Regions from separate parts of the Homo sapiens genome. Here region 1 is linked to region 2. A link is a contact called in ENCODE Hi-C data. All regions are on one chromosome and are shown on one strand. The core of a region is the stretch at or near the end of the contact, and the rest is flanking DNA. Distances in the headings are between cores, read along the strand shown. Region 1 overlaps BACH2 (BACH transcriptional regulator 2). Region 2 overlaps LOC101928911 (a long non-coding RNA gene).

What was found. A loop is a pair of places that touch in the nucleus more often than their neighbours do. Pooled maps may share reads with other maps.
Region 1: a loop to region 2 is called in a pooled map, with 13 times the contacts of the local background. The contact joins two enhancer-like sites. A Hi-C loop is called at or near these places in 2 of 37 single-sample maps with no recorded cell type and 3 of 50 pooled maps.

Annotation. Positions count from the first base shown.
Region 1 is chr6:90,283,161-90,287,820 of GRCh38, reverse strand. The region is part of intron 1 of BACH2 (BACH transcriptional regulator 2); the gene reads left to right. Among named protein-coding and RNA genes, the nearest start is that of BACH2, 11 kb to the left of the region's middle. RefSeq lists an enhancer at 1,775-2,275. Within about 2 kb of position 2,499, at least 33 of the 41 ENCODE cell types and tissues checked have a DNase peak (open chromatin) inside an H3K27ac peak, as active enhancers do.
Region 2 is chr6:87,903,654-87,908,422 of GRCh38, reverse strand. All of the region lies in intron 2 of LOC101928911 (a long non-coding RNA gene), which reads right to left. Among named protein-coding and RNA genes, the nearest start is that of SPACA1, 140 kb to the left of the region's middle. RefSeq lists enhancers at 836-885, 2,970-3,219. Within about 2 kb of position 3,127, at least 2 of the 41 ENCODE cell types and tissues checked have a DNase peak (open chromatin) inside an H3K27ac peak, as active enhancers do.

The DNA of each region.
Region 1 (4,660 bases), core at 1,250-3,749, 2.4 Mb before region 2:
CTTTTCTGAAGCATCAGCATGTTAATAGGAGACAAAGCCAAAGAAGTAAAACCCTAAAGATAAAAACAATAGAATTTCGCACACTGGTAACCTGGTGATAGGAGACCATTTCTGAATGGAGAGAGGGCTCGTGATAAATAAACACAACCCTAGGCAGAGAATATAGGCAAATGGATTACAGTATTTAAATCAAAGTAGTATTAAAATACAAAGAGAAGATTATTTTTAATAATACATTTGTCAGTGAGCATTTCCCGCCTTTTGCCGTACATTGGAGTTGATCACATAAACCTCTATAGCAAGATGGTATGTTATTTAACATTTAAACAAAGCTTCCAGGGAAAGCCATTTGGTTTGTGGTTAGGGATTTTTGTTATTCAGTAGCAATGAACCTGAAATTCTATATTATCTTTGCATGTTGAATTTTAGAAGAAAAAAAAAGCAGCGGATCCAACTTCACTTACCTCCCCACCCCAGTTGCATTGATACAAATTGAATTGATAAATTTATTTCAAAATTGGTGTGTCCCAATTTGACATACCACAAGCATAGTGGTGTCAGCATGGTGGTGACATCTGGACATTAGGAGAGTTGGTTGATTAATTAAACTATACTTATTTTAGATAGAGTTGTTGGCAGGTAAATACCTGGCTGTAGAGTCAACGCCCTTCAGTCCCACCTCTCCCCCACCATACCCTTCTCCAGCAACCATGCTATGTTGAGTTGATGGCTCCATCTAGTGCCAGTCTGTGGAACTGTCTTGCAGGACTTCACTGTCACCTCCAGAGCTGGGTATGATGAAGAGTCCTCTTTCTCTGGGAACACACTGTCTAGCGGGGAACTGCCCTCTAGTTCCTACCTCTCCTTTGTTTTTGCAGTTTAGTTATACCTCCGTGTCTTTCTTTGTTCCAGACTTAATTTGTTTCCCTCTCTCTAGTACCCCCTCTTTGTACTTGTTTCTCCTCCTTTTTTGTTTTCCAAGTCTCAATTTTTTTTTTGGAGAACAAAACAGTACTTAAAACCGGTAAGTATAAAGATTTTTTTTCTAACAATACTTTATGCCAAAGTAAGAGAATTCTATGCATTTTAAATGAAACTATCAATTGAAACCATGTTAGAGAACCAGAATGACCCTAAAGTTGAAGTCTGAAAGTGTCACTTGGAAGACTGTGTCCCTTCATCCTCCTGTAGTTAGACATTTCCTCAAACACAGTTAATCAAGAGTATTTTCTTTTAAATGGTTTTGGAACTATCATTGTAGTATCATTTTCTTTTTAGATTATAAATTTAACCTCTCATATTTTAAGTTCAAGACATTTTCACGGACTATCAAGGAATCCTAGCTCATTGGCCTGGCCCTATTTCTGTGGGAAAATGTATTCTCAGTTCCAGACAACCAGTGTTCCTGCAGATTTTTAGGTCCCGTATAAAACGAGAGAACATAGATGAATGAGAGGCATTGTCAGACAAAGCCTGGCACATGAGATCTCAATTAGCATACAGGTTTTAAATTTCCCACATTAAACAGTACATTTTAAATTTCCACTTATGTTAAGCGTGTTGATATTGTGGGTTTGAAAGTAAGTCCCCTCTGAAAAACAGGAACTGTGCTTGTCTGTTACCAGTTCTTGTGGTCGATATGGTAACTATTTTGATTTTTCAGAAGGGAGGAAAAGCAGTTAAATCTAGTTAAAATTAAAACCAGTTAAAATTAACTGGCTCGTGAGATTTCAGTGCAGCTGTTCCACACATAGCAACACTAAGAGTGAGTTGTTTATTACCATGATTAATTATTATTAGTTGTTACTTCTTTTTGAGCAGTGGCATAGATTATTTATATTTTTGGTCTAACCTTGGAAAATAGAAACTGCAAGCGTAGAGAGGTTCCCGTTTGCTAATTTGCATGTACCCTGTTTTTGTTTTTGCCAGGTAGGTGTGTGCATCTCAAGTACACGAGAGTAATTTAGCATGTCAGCACTTTCCTACCAGCAGTGCTTGCTGACTCATGCAGCTGTTGTAGCACTCAGCTGGCCGCACTGTAAACTGCCCATAGTACCAGCACCGCCCTTGGAGAGCTCCGGGCTGCTGGGCTGGTTAGCTACTGGGAGGCTATTTTCAGATCTGTGGTCACTGCTGAGCTGGGTCCTCTTCTCCTGCCAGCAGCCAGACACAGCCTTCTGGTTGCAGGGGAGAAAATTGGACAAATTTCTACCTTTGTAGGGACTGCATAAAGATTCATAGCATTTCTGGATATGCCTCAGGAAAACTTTTTTTTTGCTTCACTTTATTTTTCTGGGAATATTTAAGGGGAGAGGCAAAAGGGGCTGATAATAAATGAAAAGGGAATGTGCTGTTATTTCCTACTAAGATCAGAAAGAGTTTTCATAAACCTTTAACTTAGTTAGGCTTTCTTGGCGTAACTGAAACCTGACCCACTTCTCCCTCAGTGCAAAGCAGTGTGTCCTGAGTAGGGAAGCAGGGGCGAGGGTGCAAGTGACTAGCCTGACATTGTTTTATGTGGCTGAAGTCCCTAAGTGATGACAGCTTTTGTTTATATCCGTTCCCTGTTATTGAGGTTAAAAAACAAAACAAAAAACTTGACCTCAGGTCATTTTAAAGCTAGCATGTATTTTCAGAGATGGTTTCACTGTTTGTTTTCAGAGTTCAGTTTTGCTTATTTTCATCGGAAAGTGTGAAATGTTGCTTTTCTGAGGCTTCTAAATAAACTTCCTTTTGTAGATACAAGTTGATCCAATCATCATAAACTGTCTTGAAAAAGGATGATTAAAGTAAGATCAGCTGGGGAAGGGAAAGCTTTGCACACCCTTGAGGAGTTTGCCTTCTTTTTCTTAAGTTTCAATAAGCATTCTGAAGCAGCTTTGACCAGTAATAAAGAAAAGCCACAGTGACTGTGTGTAACATGATGTTGATGGAAGTTCTTGGTTTCCGCCGATACGAATGACTCATCAGTATCAATAGAATTGTGACTTCTAATAATAACACAGTGCAAGACCTTCAAAACATGTGGTTTTAGCCCTTGCTCTTAGTGAAAGGTTGGAAAATGTTAGTTTGAGCTTTTTTTTTTTAATCTCTTGATTTTGCCCAAGTATAAAGTTGTTTTTTGTAGGAATGATGATCCCCCTGTTGTTTTCTCATCTTACTGTTTTTAGTTTCATTATGATTAAGGAGCCAAACTCAGATCATTTCATCGTTTAGAAATCTCTGCGCTAAGCATCTCCTGTCGGGGCTGTGTTTGAGGGAAATGTGGCTGAAAAGCAAATCCTCCCTGAATGCAGAAAGGAAAATACTGGTGCAGACTACAATCCACTGAGCTGCGTCCCTCCTACACAGCATCTATTGCGGAGGGCTGTGGTATTGCTAAGTAGCCCCATAACCCTGTGAGTCATTGTCAAAGGATTCCAAGAGGAAGGTTAACAGAAAATGCGAGTCAGAGGAAACAGCAGAGTGGAGCAGCTAGCTCAGGAAGAACTGTGCTACCTGCTGAGGGGCTGCCCAGATGTCACCAGGAATTCAGGTGTACGTTCATCTTTTTGCAGCCCATTTCCGTATGTCTACATATGGGGACATTTTTGTTTTTTGTTTAGTTTTGGTTGGTTTTGCTGCAGTTTGGCCAGACTATCAGAGATCACTATCTTAGCTTCGTATCACAGTGGTCTTATCCCAGAGCCTTTGCTTTTTGTATTTTATAGTCAAAGCAACTGAATTTCTAGACTGTAAGACCAACATGTATATTTAACATAATTCTTTTCCTTTCTAAGTGCTTTATTTATTTATTTATTTATTTATTTATTTTGAGATGGAGTCTTGTCCTGTCACCCAAGCTGGAGTGCAGTGGTGCGATCTCGGCCCACTGCACCCTCCACCTCCCAGGTTCAAGTGATCCTCCTGGCTCAGCCTCCTGAGTAGCTGGACTACAGGCACATGCCACCATGCCCAGCTAATTTTTGTAATCTTAGTAGAGATGGGGTTTCACCATGTTTGCCAGGCTGGTCTCGAACTCCTGACCTCAAGTGATCTGCCTGCCTCAGCCTCCCTAAGTGCTGGGATTATAGGTGTAAGCCGCCGTGCCTGGCCAGACCTAAAAAATTCTTATAAAATAGTTCAAAAGTTAAAAATGCATGAGGAGGCCGGGTGTGGTGGCTCACGCCTGTAATCCCAGCACTTTGGGAGGTCGAGGCGGGTGGATCACGAGGTCAGGAGATCGGGACCATCCTGGCTAAAACGATGAAACCCTGTCTCTAGTAAAAATACAAAAAATTAGCCGGGCATGGTGGCAGGCACCTGTAGTCCCAGCTGCTCGGGAGGCTGAGGCAGGAGAATGGTGTGAACCCAGGAAACAGAGCTTGCAGTGAGCCAAGATCGCACCACAGCACTCCAGCCTGGGCAACAGAGCGAAACTCCATCTCAAAAAAGAAAAAAAAAAAAGCATGAGGGGTCTTTCACTTATTGTTGGAAAAAAAAGTGAGTAGGACTTCTGTTCACTGAGTGGTAACTATGGAGAATGAGAAAACAAGCCCAAAGTGGTAAAGACGTTTGTGGCACATAAATAATACTGGTTCAGCACACATGTGAATCAATAAAAAAGCCAGATAACCAAAAAGAAAAATGATACTGTACATTCATATTCTTAAACATGCAT
Region 2 (4,769 bases), core at 1,878-4,377:
TTAGAGTGTTTTGGGTTTTGAAAATTCACTTTGAAATGGGATATGGTTTTTACGTCCTCTTCTTATGCTGTCTCTCCTCAGGAGTTGTTGAAACTCCTTACATTTAAATTCCTTAGGGGGCACTTGTAGTTTTGTGCCTCATGTAGCAGACAGGGTATCAGGTACAGCTGGAAGTTTGGGGAATTAACTTGACTTGAAGCTCAGATAACCAGAAGTCTTAACTCATATGCTACCCTCTTTTTTCCACCATAAAAGATAATAAAGTCTTTATCATAAATTAAAAGTATAGCATGAAGATTGGGGCATTTTGAAGAGAAGAAAGTTGTTTGAAGTTCAGAATTTAGCAAGTTCATTTTATAGACTTCATGTATGGGTTGCTTTTTGTTTAATAGCACATCACAAAATTCTAGCTGAAAGCCATGAGATAATATAGCTTAATGATACTAAGGTTCATTTATAAAAATTATAATTTAATCATAAAAATACATTTTAGATACAAAAGCTTCTTTCTGAGCTCACATCTCCCATTTATGTCTGAAAGAGCACAGGCAATGCCACCCACTGAGCATTCTTGGTGGTAACTGGTTCTAAACCTCAAATTTCAAAATAATCACACTCAGACACACCACAACCACATCCTGGATCATCAGAAGCCAAGAAAATCCAGTGATGAAAGTTTTTCTTAATCCCACAGGCATCTATGGTGTGGGGAAGAGGACTGTGTTGCTATAGCTACTGATCCCCCCATTTTTGGCTTCTTTGACCTTTCCTCCCCTTGGGGGAGGAAATACTGCTGCAGTAGCCTGTGGAGGCTATGGGGAGAGCAGATCCACCTTCGAGTTCAAGAGAAAGACATTCTCCAGGAAGCCCTCCTCTCCTCACATTTGGCGACAGTTACAAAGCAGAATTGTCTCCTCTTTAAGTGGCCGTCGTGAAGCCCAGAGGCAGTGTGGGATGCTGAATGAAATAACAGTTTCCAAAGTACCATCCGATCAAGCCTTCCCATATTCTCCTGAGATTCCTTTCACTACTGCTCAAAGACTTGGGGGTCTGGAGTCTTTTGTTTTTGTGTGTTTGGTTATTTACCATTAGATGGTAACATAGGGATGGGCCCTGGCTATATTTCCACTCCTTGTTCTTGCTCCTGCATAAATCATGGAAATCCTCACCTTAAAAACTTCTTTTGACCATAACCTTGACTTCATTGTGAGGCATTTAGAAAAAGGCGTGGCCTATCCAAGTAAAGGGCAGGTACTCAGCTTACCCACCAGCTACAACTTGTCACAAACTGACACATAACCTGGCTCTCTATCCATCTCCATTGGTTTTTACACTCACTGAGGAAGCATCATGGTATACCAGAAAGTCTAGGCTTTGGATCAAACATATTTGGATGTCAATTCCAGCTCCTGGATCCAAACATATTTGGATTTAAATTCCTTGAGTAAATTACCCCCATCTTCAAATCTGTTTCCTCAATTAGAAAGGGCTGTTAGGAAGAGGCAATGCAAAACGAGCACTTAGTGTGCTGTGCCAGGCACATACTAAGCGTGTAAAGGATGTTAGCTATTATTATTGTAATTTACTTCATAGGGATGCTGTGCGGAATTAAATGAGATGACATCTGTGGAAGGCCAGGCCCATTTGGAAGAGCTCAAAAAACACTAGCTCCTTTCCTCTTAAGAACAATTAAGTTCTTTCCAAATCTGCTTAGGTTTCAGGTGAAGACCTTGGATTTGAATCCAAGGTGCTTCCCTGCAGCCACTTAACGATACACACCTCTCCCTGTGCCTGCAGCCCCATAGGGGGAGCATCCTAAACACCTTTATGACATCTTTCCCCCTCCCCACCTTAAGTCCAGTTCTGTTGGGTCTTCTTCACCTCACTGTCTGGCCCTCTCTTCGAATACTGAAATGTTTTCCCAATGTCTTCCCTCCTGATTTCTAGGTTGGATCATAAACCTTGCCCTTAGCCCACCCACTCCTGTTTCCTCCTCTACTGCTCTGTTCTCTCCCGTCCATCCCTGAGGGGCTCATTACCCAAGCACCATTTACAATGACAAAGCAAATGCACTGCATTTAGATTGATTTTTGTCTTAGTCAAACTGGGGTACATTTGTAATACAGAAAAGGATTGGTGTGTTTCATCACAAGGAATTAAAGCTATTATCTCACAAATCTGATTGATGTGAGCAGCCAAAACAAATATGTTGAGTAATTTCTTCCCTTACTAACTAGTTCTTTGCTTGAATCTTCCAGTTAATAGTTACGCCTGGCAAATTCTCAAATGGTATATATTATATTCATCCCAGCACTTGCGTTCTGTTTTGGATATGATTTTGAAAGAAGACATCTTAGAGAGTAAATTCTTGAGGAAAGGACATAAATAGATAAATACCAGATATAAATAGATAAACATGAATAAAAATGCATATTTCAGAAACATTGTAAAAAATAACAATAATAATAATAATATAATGGCTGTAATTTTTCAAACATCCTCAGACCACAAAGGTAATGCAGAGGGAAAATAGGCGTATTTGTTTTCCTCTTGCCTTATGGCTGAAAGAGCAAAGCATGCATGATTTTTATGACCTGGCTAGTGATGTGTCCCTTCAGGGAGCTATTAACTCTATCCTTGTAGATGGTGCCTGATCCCCTTCAAAATTAGAAATTGCTTAAAACCAGAAAAAAAAAAAGCATTTCATTCCTAAATAGGCCATTAGTGATATTGGATAGTTTGTTATGCTGTAATGCAATATTGAAATTCCTAGAGGCAATGGATTTTCAGTAGTGAATTAAAAAGACCAAACTAAACCAAGTATTTGAGGAATGAGTGAAAAGAATCTTGGGTAGCTAACTATTTTATAGGTTGTGTGTCAGCAAGTGACCTTTTGAAAATAAAATTATTAACTCTCCCCAGAGAACTAAATGCAAATTGAGCCCAGCTGGATTGTGTGGTAGGTATGAAAACATATCTATTTTGATGCAGGGGAGCAGGGGGTGGACATATATGTCACGAAATGTCAGAATAATGACCATCACCCTCAACAGAAAGTAAGTGGACTAAAAATAGCAACATACAGTTTTGGTTCTTAAAAATTATCAGCAAAGATGCAAAGGGTAATGACAGCAGATGTGTACAGCAGGGTTTTAACCTGAGTATGTGCCTGGACATGCTGTGCTGCCTCACTGCACAGCTAATACAACCTTTGACAACCTTTTCCCAGGAATGCAGAAGTCCAAGAATAATGCACATAAACTAAATAGCATCATTTCGTAGCATAAGTTAAAGGGAAGCTAATTTACTGGCTGCATGTTACAATAGATAAAATGAATTTCATTGTCTCCATGCCTGTACCTATCATCAGGCTTAATGTAAATACCCCTTTGAAGGACTATAGCTATCAGACGTGACATTAGAGTGATTCACAAACAGCTCTAATTACATAAGTACAAAACTATATTGTACTTACAGGCTTGCAGATACTAACTAATTTCTCATCATTTGCATCCAAAAACCCTGGTAAATTCCCTTTTCCTGAATATAGTATCTAAATTTTAAATGTGTAGGAAAAGTCACTATTCTACTAAGTGTATCTTTCAATAGATACTTAATTTCCTTTCTGAAGTTACTGTAATTATTTCAGGAATTGAGCCTTTTTGTCCTAGAATTTTTGTTCTCATCAGGATAGACAAGCTCTCCAAGGACACGCTGATATTTCTCCTGGCTAACCTCTGGGGACATTATCAATGCATGGTACAGTAAGTTAATATTTCACCAAAGGTTAAAAAAAATAGAAGAATACAATTTGAGGAGAGGGGATTGTTAAGAATCATATTCAGGTTAAAATATTACATTCATAGGAACTTTAAAAATTTTAAATCAATATAGATGATTTCAACACAGTATATAAATCAAAGCCCTCCTATTTATTCCCTGGCCTGATTGATAGGGTTTCTCTATTAAAATTGCCCATTCCATCCCAAATATGGATAATATATAATTTGAAGTTGAAATCAGGTCCCTTGAGTTTCTTGAGATTGGATAAATGTCTGCAAACATCAACAAACAGGCCTTAAAGTAAGGCAGTAATCTATAAACCATCCTGATGACTTGTCAATAGGAGGAGGGAGACAGGATGAGACTGTAAACTCAGCAACCTCTTCCTGACCTTAACCCTCCCCCAACCTCTGAAAAGTAATGAGGACTGTTCCTTGAGCCTTTGTTTGAGGAAGCTGAGAATAAGAATTGTGAGCTCCTGTATTCCCACAGAGACTTAAAGTATCCACAACCCCTTCAGTTCAAAATTGCTTTATATTTGGTGACCTGAGGTTCAAGTAGATAAGTTTTGCTACATTCAAGAATGCAGAAATAATTCACCCTGTCACTGCACTGAGCAAGACAACCAACCAGGGCTGGTGTGGCCCAGGAAAGGTCTAGGGAAACAGGGAACCGAGGATGTATTTCAAGGGGGCAGGTGGACTGGGGAACAGGAACTGTTTGAATAATTTTCAGAGACTCTGAGATTTTAGCTGCCACCAAAATGAGAAAAAAAGCACCAGATGTAGAGTTAGTAAACCAAGTTTCTAGTCAGCTCTGCCATTAATTTATTTTGTTATCTTGGACAAGTTTCTTAATTTCTCTGGGACTCAGTTTTCCCATCTAAAGACTGGCTGAAACAATGTCTAAGTTACTGTCATCTCTCAAAAGTCTGCAGTTTCGCGACCGTTACTTATTCCTCAGAGATATAAGAAAACTGATGTTAA